Linked DNA regions of Mus musculus: region 2 is linked to region 1. The links are chromatin contacts, found by Hi-C or POLR2A ChIA-PET in ENCODE. All regions are on one chromosome and are shown on one strand. Each heading gives the region's core, a stretch centred on a gene start or an enhancer-like site at or near the end of the contact. The rest is flanking DNA. Distances are from core to core; before and after follow the strand shown. Region 1 has its middle 28 kb from the start of 4933401D09Rik. Region 2 holds the start of Chd1 (chromodomain helicase DNA binding protein 1).

Region 1 (6,820 bases), core at 118-2,617:
AGACAGTGGTGGTGCATGCCTTTAATTCCAGCACTTGGGAGGCAGAGGCAGGCAGATTTCTGAGTTCAGGGCCAGCCTGATCTACAGAGTGAGTTCCAGGACAGCCAGGGCTACACAGAGAAAACCTGCCTCGAAAAACAAAAACAAACAAACAAACAAAAAATAAACATAATACATACATCACCGTAACCATAGCTGAATTAGGAGAGTATACGGTATTTTACCAAAACCAAAAAGAAAAGCCTGAGGTGAGTTCCTTCCTTCCTTCCTCCTTCCCTTCTTTCACTCCCTCCCTTTCTCCCTCTTTCTTTTTCTTTTATTCTCTCTCTCTCTCTCTCTTTCCTCATTCTTTTTTCTTCAAAGTTCACTGCAAGTCTGAATTTATGAAACCTGGCTTCCATAGATTTCCAGGCACTCGGACTGCTTTAATGCGATAGACTGTTAATCTCAACTTGTTATCTCCTCCAAGAATAACAGAGGAGGAGAGATCACTCTGAAATGGACACGTGTCACTCCTGTCCACCCTTCATCCATCAAGGCCACAGCAAGGGGACGAAGAACAGTGCCCACCATGCAGAGAGGAAGGCAGTAATGTCAGAGAAAGCTAGTGTTTCCAACCTCACTGCAGAATTGTCTCCATACAGCACTAACTAGCATTTCTGTGTGGCAGGCAGGCTGTGAGAGTTCAGAGACTTTAATTTCATTCTTACCAAATCTTTGTCCAGTCAGAATTGTTAAGGTTTTAACCCTTGATGCTTCTCCTCTTTTCTCTCTCTTTCTTTCTTTCTTTCTTTCTTTCTTTCTTTCTTTCTTTCTTTCTTTCTTTCGAGACAGTCTTATATTTCCCAGGTGTCAAACTCACTGTGAAGGTGACATTAATTCCTGATCCTCCTGCCTCTACCACAGGCATGCCCGACTACAGGCCATTTTACACAGTACAGCTTGGCACAGGCAAAATAAGTGTTTTTGCCAACTAATCTACAGCACCAGCCCTATACTCTCATATTTCCAAATCAAAATAAAAACAAAATATTATTTGGTAATATTTGCTAATTTTATTTTTTTAATAAAGTGGTCTGGAGCAGTGAGTACCTGCTATGCCCCAGTGGGTAAGTGTGCTTGCTCTTAGGCAGACTTCCTCTGAATAGTCCACAGGTGAAGGAGGCAGGCATGTTGCTGAGAGATTCTAGGGTGCCTCTGCTGTGTTGGCTGGGGGTGCCCCAGTGCCTTGGCAGACCTTTTCTCAGACAGCACAGCACCGGACGATGTGTGTACTGGCTGGTTTTGTGTGTCAAGTTGACACAAGCTAAAGTCCTCACAGAAAAAGGAGCTGCAGTAGAGGAAATGCCTCCATGAGATCCAGCTGTAAGGCATTTCCTCAATTAGAGATCAAAGAGGGAGGGCCTAGCCCATTGTGGGTGGGGCCATCTCTGGACCCTTAGTCCTGGATTCTGTAACAAGGCAGGCTGAGCAAGCCATAGGAAGCAAGCTGACAATCAGCACCTCTGCGTGGCCTCTGCATCAGCTCTCGCCTCCAGGTTCCAGCTTGAGTTTCTGCCCTGACTTCCTCTAGTGGTGGACTACCGATCTGGAAGTGTAAGCCAAATTAACCCTTTCTTCCCCAACTTGCTGTTTTGGTCATGTTGTTTTCTTGTAGCCATAGAAACCCTAAGACAGTGCTTTCAGCAGGACTTCCTTCTTCCCCCCACCTTGCGTGCCTTCCTTATTTTATTCTATTACCCCATTCACACTCAGGCTTACATTATTGTCTGTTTTCCCAGCTTTTCACAGTTCCCATTTTCCTACAGCTGTCTAATCTGATATCTTCCCATATGTAACCCCCATCTTGACATTTGTTTCTCAGAAGATACACACCAACATAGGGCTCGTCTATTTTCTAGTGGTCATATTGCAATTTATGATTTGCATAGTTGTAGGCTTTAATTTTAATTCTTAGACAATTTGTGCGCATAATGGAAGTGTTAAATGGGGTCAGGGGAGATGACACATTGGATCAAGTCCTGGCTATACAACCATGAGGACCGAGTTCAGATCTTCAGCGCCTAAGTAAACGACAGATGTTGTGGCACTTACTGCCCGTAGCCCAGCATTGAGGTGGCAGAGACATGACAGATTCCCCAGGAACTCATTGGCCAGCTACTTTAGCCAAAGCTGTGGGCTCCATAATCAGAGAGAAACTCCATATCAAAACATTAGGTGGGGCTGGTGAGATGGCTCAGTGGTTAAGAGCGCCGACTGCTCTTCTAAAGGTCCTGAGTTCAAATCCCAGCAACCACATGGTGGCTCACAACCATCCGTAATGAAATCTGATGCTCTCTTCTGGAGTGTCTGAAGACAGCTACAGTGTACTTACATATAATAAATAAATAAATACATACATAAATAAATAAATCTAAAAAAAAACATTAGGTGGAGGGGTCTGAAGAAATGGCTTTTTTAAAATTAGATATTTTCTTTATATATGTTTCAAATTTCAAATGCTATCCTGAAAGTTCCCTATACCCTCCCCCTGCTCCCCTACCCACCCACTCCCGCTTCTTGGCCCTGGCATTCCCCTGAACTGGGTCATACAAAGTTTGCAAGACCAACGGGCCTCTCTTCCCAGTGATGGCCGACTAGGCCATCTTCTGCTACATATGCAGCTAGAGACAGGAGCTCTGGGGGTACTAGTTAGTTCATATTGTTGTTCCACCTATAGGGTTGCAGACCCCTTCAACTCCTTGGGTACTTTCTCTAGCTTCTACATTGGGGGCCCTGTGTTCCATCTTATAGATGACTGTGAGCATCCACTTCTGTATTTGCCAGGCACTGACATAGCCTCATACGAGACAGCTATAACAGGGTCCCTTCATCAAAATCTTGCTGGCATTGTGCAATAGTGTCTGGATTTGGTGGCTGATTATGGGATGGATCCCCGGGGAGGGGGGAGGGTAGTCTCTGGATAGTCCATCCTTTCGTCTTAGCTCCAAACTTTGTGAAGAAATGGCTTAATGGTTAAGAGCTCTTGCTGCTCTTGCAGAGGACCAGAGTTCAGTTCCCAGCACCAGTGTGGTGGCTCACAGCTCTGTAACAGAAGGTCCAAAGGATCTGTTACAGTCCTCTGCATCAGGCAGTCATGGTGCACACATATACCTGCAGGCAAAACACTTACATATATGCATAAAATACAAATAAATAATTTTAAAGTGTAAAACAGTAAAGCAGAGACAGCTAGAGGCCATGGGAGCAGACACAGTCCTTCCTTTCATACCCAGGCTCTGCCGAGCCCATTAGGATAAAGTGATGGACTTCAGCAGCCCAGGAATTAAATGGGTAAAGCAGCCCATCAGAGCGGAAGTCTGGGACGCACTGAAGTACTCTGTGATGGGAAAGAAAGCCAAGAACCAAGAGAGGCTCCAGTCCACTGAGATGGTTGAGAACGACTGGAAATCACAGATTTTCTTAAGGAGTGGTAAGTGCTTGCCTATGAATTATGCCTCCAAGGGAAGCAGAATCATGCAGAGAATGAAACTTAGTCAATGTCTATCAGAGAGGCAGGAAGCTGATGAGCTTCCAAGATTTGCTCTGGTTTATCTATAGGTCCAATAAAGTATTGTCCTAAGGAGAGACCCTACAAAGGTTCCTAGAGTTCAGACAAGAGGATCTCCGGGTCTTCTCTGATACAACACTGATAACTTCTCACATCTCCCGTACATGTATCTCCCCTGTATCCGTCAAAAGACTATACTATTCCCAGTCAGTTCTCAAAGGTGCAGTGGCCTCAGGACTGGTGATCATTGTGGAAGATAGTTTTGCACTGAGTATGAACCTTGTAGCATGAGCCCCCATGACCAGTTCCATGCTGCTTACTGTCACAGGACCCCTGTCCCTTAAGAGGAGTCAGTGTGGTATCGACATCTCATTGAGGGCTAAGAAACTCACAATCTTTTATTCTATGTGTGTCTGTAAATCTCCATGTATAGTAAGAAAGAGCTTCTCTGGTGAGGGTTGAGATTCTCTTGGGTTTAAAGATAAACCATGAGGAGTTGGTGCTTCTCCCAGGACTATGAAAGCTAACGAAGTTTCCAGATCAATACCAACATGATTTCTCCATGTCCTTTGTCTTCAGCAGATAGGTCTCGCCATCAAGTTCTGGGTGATAAAGGAGAGCAATGGCAATATCCTATAATTTGGGGGCATTTATTGGACTCCCACTGACTAACCACTAGAGAAGAGGAGAGATAGCTCAGCTGTTAAGCATTGGCTATTCCTCCAAAGGTCCTCAGTTCAAGTCTCAGGCCACAGTGGCTCATAACCATCTATAATAAGATCTGATGCCCTCTTCTGGCATGCAGGTGTACATAATACAGATAGAACACTCACATACATACATAAGTAAGTCTTTAAAAAACTGAGTGGAGAAAGTGGATATCCTTGTTTTATTCTTGATTTTAGTAGAAATGCCCTGAGATTTCCTGGTTAGCATGGTTAGGTGGGCGCGTGGCTTATATTACCACTATTAGGTTGAGATACGTGCCCCATATCCCCAGAGTCTTTAAGACTCATATCATGAAGTGATATTGGATTTTGTCAAATGCTTTTTCTGAACCTAATGACAAGATTGCATCATTCCTGTGTTTGAGTCTACTTATTTGGTGAAATACATGCATTGGTTTACACAACTTGAGCAGTCCCTGTATCTTGGAGTTGAAGCTAACTTGAACCTTGTGAATGATCTTTTTCCTTCACTCTTAAATTGAGTTTGCAACAACTTGTTTTACTTGCATGTGTGCATGCGTGCTCACACATATGTGTACAGATGTGTGTGCGTGTGCATGTGTGTATATGAGCACATGTATGTACATGTGCACACCATGGAGGCTAGAAGCTTTCAATCCCTCTGGAGCAGGAGTCACAGGTAGTTGGGAGCTTCCTGACGTGGGTGCTGAGAACCAAACTTCAGGTCCTCTGCAAGAGCAGTTCTTGTTCTTAAATGCAGAGCCGTCTCTCCAGCTCCCTGGTCTGGAAGTGTTTTTTGAGAATTTTTGTTTCTATATTTATTAGATAGATTGGTCTATTGTTTTCTTTGCTTCTTGGAACTTAGCTGGTTTTAAAATTTTGGTAACACAGGCATTATACAAGGAGTTTGCAACAAGTTCCTTCCTTTGGTTTTACTGAATAATTTGAAGAGTATTTGAGGTGTTAGTGCTTGGAAGATCTGGTAGAATTCTGTGGTGAATCCAGCTGGCCCTAGCCTTTTTTTTTTTAGTTGAGGGATCTTTAAATTATTTTTTTAAAAGATTTATTTTTTTTTTAACTTATATGAGTACACCGCAGCTGTCTTCAGACACACTAGAAGAGTGCATTGGATTCCATTACAGATGGTTGTGAGCCACCATGTGGTTGCTGGGAATTGAACTCAGGACCTCTTAGAAGAGCAGTCAGTGCTCTTAATCACTGCACCATCTCTCCAGCCTGAGGGATCTTAAAATTTTAGGTGCACTGTGTGTCTGTGTGCAGTGCTGGAACTGGGGTTTTGTGTGGTTGTGAACCACCATGTGGCTGCTGGGAATTGAAACAGAGTCCACTGCCAGAGCAACAACTACTCTTAAGTACTTAACCATCTCTCTGACCTTGCATCAAATTTCTTCTTAGGATGCCTTGATTGTGTTCCACAGTTTTGGGTATGTTGTGTTTTTTTTTTTTTTTTCTTTTTCTTTTTCTTTTTTTTTTAATTTATTTATTACATGTAAGTATACTGTAGCTGTCTTCAGACACACCAGAAGAGAGCGTCAGATCTCATTACAGATGGTTGTGAACCACCATGTGGTTGCTGGGATTTGAACTCTAGACCTTCGGAAGAGCAGTCGGGTGCTCTTACCCACTGAGCCATCTCACCAGCCCATGTTGTGTTTTTATTTTCATTTGATTAAATGAAATTTAATTCTTCTTGATTTCTTCCTTGACCCAATTATTGTGTGTTGCTTAATTTCTGGGTGCTTGTGTACTTTCTGTAGTTTCTATTTCTTGGTGATATCCAGTTTTATTCCATGGGGTCAGATAGAATGAAGGATGTTATCTTAACTTTCCATTCTTTGAGACTAGCTTAATGTCCCATATGTGACCCATTTCAGAGGCAGCAGCGGAGATCAGCAAGGGGTATATTGACCCTTGGAAACTGTTCAGACAGGCAAACAGTAGCTGAGCTCAAAAACCTAGAACCTTTTACTCTCAATATAAATTTTAGTTGCTCTATATTGAGTAAGCGCTGGTCAGCCTAAGGTCGGAGATAGCAGATGTTGAGAAGCTCAATGTGTGGTCAAGAAGCCTAGGAGAGATATCCAGTGATCCTCAGGTGTACAGACTCATGTCTGATGGGATGACCATGATTGTGGGAGATTGAAAGCCCTATAGTAGTTCTCAGGTGGCAGTATAGGGGTCAGCAGATGGATGGGCCTCCTTGAAGTCCATGATTTCATTGGATCCTTTAGTTGGGAGTTGGGGTTGAGGGTAGGCAGTTCAACCTGATTGAGGTCATATATTCATACATAGAAAGATCATGAATTTGAAAGGGAGTTGAGGTACATGGGAGGAAGAGGAGAAGTAGAAAGAATATAAACACAGTACTCATGCATGAGACTCAAGAATATAAAAAACTAATTTAAAAAACTGCAAATTTAAAAACTTAAATTTTTTTTTTAAAAAGAGCGATCTCTTAATAGTTTAAAGGTTTTCTCCTTGTTTCTAGCATTTTGAAATTTCATAGCATTGTGCTTTCTTGTTCTGTGGAAATGTGGCATACATTTTAAACATGTAAACT
Region 2 (6,756 bases), core at 1,222-3,721, 48 kb after region 1:
TTTTGGGGCCAGAGCTGAGATTACTCTTCCAAAGCACGGCCCCAAGTGATTCACTTCTTCTTCCACCGAGGCTCTACCTTCCACACTTCCATAGCATCAATCAAAATCTGAAGCCAGGCAAGGAGGAGCTGGAGGCCTAATCCTTTCATTTTCTCTGGAAAGGACCTCACTGACACATCCAGTTGTTCATTTTACACATCTCCTATATATTTCTCAATCCTATCAAGCTGACGACGAAGATTGGCCATCACAGACATCCACTGGCAGTCACTGCTAGTAGAATGTTTCAAGAGTTAAGGATTCACAAAGTAATGTGTTAGATTCTGTAAATGTCATACTCTCCCAAAGGTCTGTGAAGTGTTCCAGATGGAAATTGTACAGCAGCAAAATGAAATTCCCTCATAGTTGATGCTAACTTTCTAGATTTTCTGCTATTTACATGTTTATAATCACCCCTAGGCTGTTGTTTGATATACTAAGAAGAGATGTGAATGAGCCAGAGGAACGATTCAGTGAGGAAAGATACCAGCCAAGTCTTAAGATCTGAGTTCCAGCACTTGGATTTACATGGTGGCAGGGGAGAATCAAGCCCTGCAAGCTGGTTTCACTGCCTCACGTGGGCTGTGGCACACCCACAAACACTAACAAGAAACAAAACTTAATTTGAAAAATTGAAACAGAGTTTAGTCACTCAGCTGACAAGTATTTTTTTTTCGTTACTTTTAAGACTTGAACAGGACAGGGAACACCAGGACCCTGGAAACTCTGTCTAGAGAAACAAACAAATAACCCACAAACCTATGCTGAGAAACCTTGTCTCAAATGGAAAAGGAAAAAAAAAAAAAAAGACTTGAACATGCAAGATTGTTGCAATTTTTTATACATTGTATTTCTCTATATTCTCCAGTCTTTCTTCCTCCAGTGTTTCTAAGAGTTTACAGAGTACTGAAGTATATTATGATCTTATTCAAAACATAAAGCTCCAAGTTTAAATTTTCTTCCTTTCTTTTCTTTTCTTTTCTTTTCTTTTCTTTTCTTTTTTTCCTTTCCTTTCCTTTCCTTTCTCTTTCTTTCTTTCTTTCTTTCTTTCTTTCTTTCTTTCTTTCTTTCTTTCTTTCTTTCTTTTTTAGGTTTTTCGAGACAGGGTTTCTCTGTGTAGCCCTGGCTGTACTGGAACTCACTTTGTAGACCAGGCTGGCCTCGAACTCAGAAATCAGCCTGCCTCTGCCTCCCAAGTGCTTGGATCAAAGGTGTGCGCCACCACCGCCGGGCAAAGTTTAAATTTTCATTAGAAATTTCCCAAATAGCTTAAGAATCATTTGGAGATATTATGGCAGCCAAACTCATTTGACTTCGAAGGAGAGGTCTCTACAGAAAATGCAACTTCAAAAAGTAAGTTGAAAACTTTAAAAAGTTAGACCCACAAGGTGGGTACACCAGCAATTCCTTTACTACCACTCCGGAGGCTGAGGCAGGGAGATGGAGAAGTGGAAGACCAGCCTGGCTTTGTATACTGTCTTTAAAGAATCTTTTATTTGCAGGCCAGGTAATGAAATCAGAAAGAATTTTGATTTAAAAACAAGTAAGCAAACAAAGTTCCAAATCCTTGCAAAAACAGTCAGCCTTGTGGTGATGGCACACGCCTGCCTGTAATGCCTAAACTTCGAAGGATCACCCTGAGGCCACCCTGGGCTACATAATAAAACGCTCTTTCAAAACCAAAAAGCATAATAAAAACAAAATTGAAAACCGTACATAGATTGCTACATCACCACGCTTGAAGAGATTCTGCTTCGACATACTGAGGCCTGCGGATACAGTAATGACAGTAACTGTCAACTAAGCTGCAGCACCTTAGATCCAGTTACCAACGCCCCTCCAGTTCCGATTCCGCACGGCACCCTTCCACCCGCATTCCAGGGAGCGATCTAGGCAGGCACAGTTGTAAAAGTTCTTTTATGAACCAGGCATGGGCCACCCACACACGAATCAAGGAGCGTCCTGGGAGGTCAGCAGCTCGAACTCTATTTTCTCTCTTTCACTAAAGCCCCGCCCGGGAGGAGACTTAGTCGCTGGTCGCCCAGGCAAAGATCGCAGCGGGAGGCGACTAGGTTGCCCAATAGTTCTCTAGCTGCCCGGGTGACGCAGCAGCTCCGACCGGACTCCGGACACCCGGCGCGCGCGGCCGGCCCCCACCGCAGGCAGTCCTGGGCCCCCGCTCTGGATCCCTGCGCATCCGTGCCGTGACCAGAGCGCCCATCCCCGGGAGCCCCACGAACGCCAGGGGTAGCGCCGGTTACGAGTGCGAAGGCCGAGCCTGGGCTGGACTCGGTGGCTTTCCCCGAGGGGCGTGCACCACCTCGGCGCCCCGCCCCGCCCCGCCCCGCCCCCGCGCGTCGGCGGAAAGGCCGGGCGTGCGCGCCGCCGCCGCGCGCCGGGAAGGGGAGTGAACCGAGGCGGTGACGTCGCTCGGGAGGCGGAGGCGACAGCGACCTCGGCGGCGCCGCGCGGCGGAGACGGTTGCGCTCGATCGCGGTCTTGGCGTCATGGCGGCTGCCGGCGGCCGATAAGCGGCGGGGCGGGAGCGCGGACGGAGGAGGCGCCCTCGGTACTTCCCGCTCGGCCCGGGCGCCCGGAGATGAACTGATCGTCGGACCCGCTCCCCAGCTCCGCGCGTCTCCGCCCGCTGCCTCCCCTCCCCCTCTGCCGTCCGCGGCGCGGGTCCCGCGGCCTGGGCATCCAGGATCGCGGGCCCCCGCGCGGGGCATCCTCCGCCCGAGGCGCCGGCCCGCGCCACCCTTCGCCCTGTGCCCGCCGGTAAGGACGGGTCGGCGAGGCCGGGGAGGCCGGGAGCGGGCGAGGCCCGCGAGGCCCGGCGCGGCGCCGGGGGCGTGGGAGAGCGGCCCGGCGCATCCTCAGCGGCCTGGCGGCGCTGCCCGGCGCGCGGAGGGGACCAGCACGTGGGAGCGCGGGGCGGGTGGGGGGGAGGGGGCGGTGGCCGGGCGAGCCCGGGAGGGCGCGCGGCGGGGCTGCGGGAGCGGGAGGCGGGAAGGAGGCCGCGGCGCCCGGCTGCGGGGAGAAGGTGCAGCGGCCCCGCGCGGCGCCGCCCGGCAAACTTAGCCGGGAGCCCGGCAACTGCCAGGCGGGGAAGGAGGCTGCAGAGGGAGCCCTGGCCACTTCGGGGGCTCTTATTGTTGAGACGCGGGAGCGTCCGGAGTCCGGGCGCTCGGAGGAGAACTTAGGGCCGGACGGAGAAAGGAGGCGAGGCTGGAAAGGAAGTCCAGCGGACGGGGAAAGCCATCTTGAGGGGCGAGAGGAAGGTGAAAGGGAAAGCGCCTAGGCGAGTGAACTTTCTCAGCGCAGACTTTGCGGAGAGGAGGTGGAGGACTTCGGCCGGTTTCACCGGGGCTGGAATTAATAGTTAACGTTAGGAATTACTGTTGAGTGCTGTGGATCTTAGGTGACCTGTTCTCCCAGAGGTATGGAGACTGAGCTCTGCAGGTTGGAAATCCTGATCCAGGTGCAGAGTCGGCCCCCCGGGCGGAGGTGGCAGCAGCCTGTTTGGCCCCTCTGTTCTTTGGAGTGGAAATAATCAGTTAAGTCTCTGCTGGAGTCGGAGGACAACTCTGTTGCGTCCCGAGTGTGTCTTGGTGGTACTTTCTGGCTGGGGAAGGATCTGACGTCTCCTTCCCCCGCTTCTTCCTCTCCCTCCCCTGCCAGAGATCTCCTTTGTTTATTCGTGGTTGGCTTGTAGGTGACTCTAGTGCTCTGGCGGAAATCTTGAGAGGTGGAAATATTGTCTTGCTCCCCACCCCCGTCCCCGTCGTTTGCCTTGAAAATAAGATACAGTGTGTATTCTTTGTATTGCCTTTTTATGTTTTTTTTCAAGGCGTCTTAAGTACCTTACTGGGTATATAATTTTTTTTTCCACTCTACCATTGGTTTACCTGGTAAAAACTGTCTGTTTTGACGTTTGTAGTTTTGCTAAGATCATGATAACCTTTTATTACTCTCTTTTCCGAATGAACATTTAAAAACTTTCCTTAGCTGGATATGAAGTTCTTAGTAATAGGAGTTAGTGCTTCAGTAAACATAACCCTTACCCTCTCGTCGTTTGTTTGTCGAAGTTACCGAGTAGCATTTTCTCCTCTTTGGGAGTATGTATATGTTACTTTGTTTTAGGAATCTATATAAATAGTGCTACACAGTAGTAATTAGTCTGGAAAGTTTGTTGCTCTTCTGTCAAAACAGCACTAGCAGTGGCAGGCTAAGTCCTAGCAAGCAAGAATGCACTTAATAGATGCCTAGTTCTTGTACGTGAAAGGCGTCTGGGCCTTCGAGCCACCTCTAGTCTGATGGCCTAGGTCCATTTCTGGGAGTTCTAAGTCGGGCTTACATCTTTTCCTACAGCACATATTCTTAACTGCTAATCTATTTCCCGCAGGTGACACAGAGAGAGCCCCAGGAAACCCGTGAATGTTGAAGAAAATTCATCTTTGAAATTTTGATATTCGAGGAAATCTGCATTCATACTCATCTTTTATTAATCTGAGGGGATTTTTGTTTTATTTAAAACTTCTTGATATTTACAATGAATGGACACAGTGATGAAGAAAGTGTTAGAAATGGCAGCGGAGAATCAAGGTAAGCAAGTTCTTTAAACCAGCTGGTTACCTGAGACCTGAAACTGAGTGTTTTTATCAAATTGTCTTAGCTTGGCAAAAGTTAAAATGACTCTAATAGCAGTTTTGTTAACATTGCATATTATGTGTGTGTGTGTGTGTGTGTGTGTGTGTAAAGATAGCAAGATAGCAGGGACTATAGAAGGCTTTGATCTATTTAAATCTATTGGAGGGTTTATATTTTGAAGTAATTGAAGCTGAAACAGTAAAGAGACATTAAAATTGATTTGGCCATTAATGAACTGTCCAAATAAATGCAGTAAGAATTTCTGCACTCCTCTTTTTTTGGAGTTTTATGTCCTACACCTATGTTGTTCAGTTAGCTACTAGCCACATGCAACAGTTTAGATTACAAAACATTCAAAATTCTCTAAGTTACACCTGACATTTCAAATAGTATGTAAATGACATATGACACATGTCCACTATGTTGGACAGCACTATTGGGAACTATTTCTACCACTGTAGAAAACTTTAGATAAAATTGACGTGAATTCAGTTTATGTTTTTTTGTTTGTTTGTTTGTTTTTGTTTTTTTCGATTGTTATTTTTATATTGGTGTTTTAGAGTTCTTACTTGAACCATATTGTTTCTTAGAAATAAAGTTTATGGAAATAAAATGTTGGGCCATTTTATGTGTAAGACAGCCTTAGGATCTGTGGTAAAGCACTCACCGCTCTCCACAAAAATTCTCACCCCAAATTAAATGGAGCATTGAAATTATAGGCATTTATCAATTACTGCCTGCTCCAACGCCATTCAATTCTTTTATATTTTTAATAGTCTCCACATTACTGTTACAGTTCATTATTTATGTATACTTAACATAGAAATCAGCAAAGTAGGTGTTGGAGTCTGACTGCGCAGTCAATCCTGACTTTCAGTTACACACTGTGAATTGAGGTAAATTACTCTGTTGTTCTGATATTTGGTCTTGCAAAATGGAAATTACACTATTATTTACAAAACATAAGACATGTGAGATGCTGCCATGTCAGGCTTGAAATGGTTTCATGGACAATAGACATTGATGTCCCATGTAGGTGCTGGGATAGCTTACAAAAGCAGAGTAGTGACAACACAGAGAATTGAACATTGTAGTTACATAAGTATGGATCTAGAAGTTAAAAACCTGGGTTGAGCCTGGGAGTGGTGGTGTACACTTTTAATCCCTGCATTCGGGAGGTAGAGGCAGGTGAGTCTCTAAGCTGGAGGCCATCCTGGTCTACATAAGAGTTTCAGGATAGTCAGTACTACATAGAGAGACCCTGCCTCAAAAAACTAAGGGGTTGGAAGGGGGGGGGCGTTGTACAGGTATATGTGGTAAAATTTATAGAGTCAATGGAGTTGAAGTTAGAGGATTTGTGTATGTGTGTGTGTATGAGAGAGAGGTGGGGGGAGAGAAGGGGGGAGAGAGAGATATATTGATTGATTGATTAAGAGAGAGAATAAGAGATTTTTTTTATTTTGGGACAGAGTTTCATGATGTAGCCCTTGCTCACTTAATTCTCCTTATGTAGACCAGGCTAGCTATGAATTTACTGAGATCCACTTGGCTTTGGCCTCTGAGTGCTGGTCCACTTAAGAGGATGTTTACACTTCAATTTTGATTCCTATCTCTGTAGATACATTGTAGTAAGTGAATAGAAGAGTTACATGTTTAAGGTCTCATTCATTAGGAGAAACATAGGAATCAGGGTACCACAGACTCTTGACCAAATATCTACTTGCTTAAATCAGGGGATTACCTGCTTGTACAGTCTCAAAACTTAACCTATTTCAGTGTTGCTGCCATATCTAAACTTTTTTCTGTAGCAAGGCACATTGTATATTTCTTAGCCAACACAATCAAATTTGTTTAACTATTTCCGATGTTACTTTTATTTTTCCAACTTGGCATAGCTGGAATATTATTCCTCTAATTCATATATTATTCCTGTAATCCTAGGAAGGGAGGTGGGGGGTGAGAGGATTATATTTTTTTCTCAATTTATACTCATTTTAAGTGCTACCAAAGCATATTTCTGTAAGATTTGGAGTTAGTAATTCTGCCATCAGACACTGGCGCTTGTGA

Evidence for each region. Hi-C counts contacts between places; a loop is a spot of excess contacts on that map. ChIA-PET counts read pairs that join two places held with the same protein, here RNA polymerase II (POLR2A).
Region 2: a loop to region 1 is called in a map of heart, with 2.0 times the contacts of the local background. The contact joins the promoter of Chd1 here to the enhancer-like site in region 1. A Hi-C loop is called at or near these places in 3 of 37 maps with a recorded cell type or tissue (all heart). POLR2A ChIA-PET finds 5 or more read pairs at or near these places in 1 of 5 experiments (embryonic stem cell).

What each region holds. Positions count from the first base shown.
Region 1 is chr17:15,655,889-15,662,708 of GRCm38, forward strand. No RefSeq gene overlaps it. Among named protein-coding and RNA genes, the nearest start is that of 4933401D09Rik, 28 kb to the left of the region's middle. Within about 2 kb of position 1,368, at least 1 of the 3 ENCODE cell types and tissues checked has a DNase peak (open chromatin) inside an H3K27ac peak, as active enhancers do; it is heart, where a contact is called at or near this core.
Region 2 is chr17:15,702,496-15,709,251 of GRCm38, forward strand. Chd1 (chromodomain helicase DNA binding protein 1) reads left to right here and starts at 2,472. Exons shown (of 36, transcript NM_007690.3): 1 at 2,472-2,817; 2 at 4,445-4,644. The coding sequence starts at 4,592. 5830433I10Rik (a long non-coding RNA gene) reads right to left here and starts at 2,882. Exons shown (of 2, transcript XR_001782213.2): 1 at 1,819-2,882; 2 at 1-273.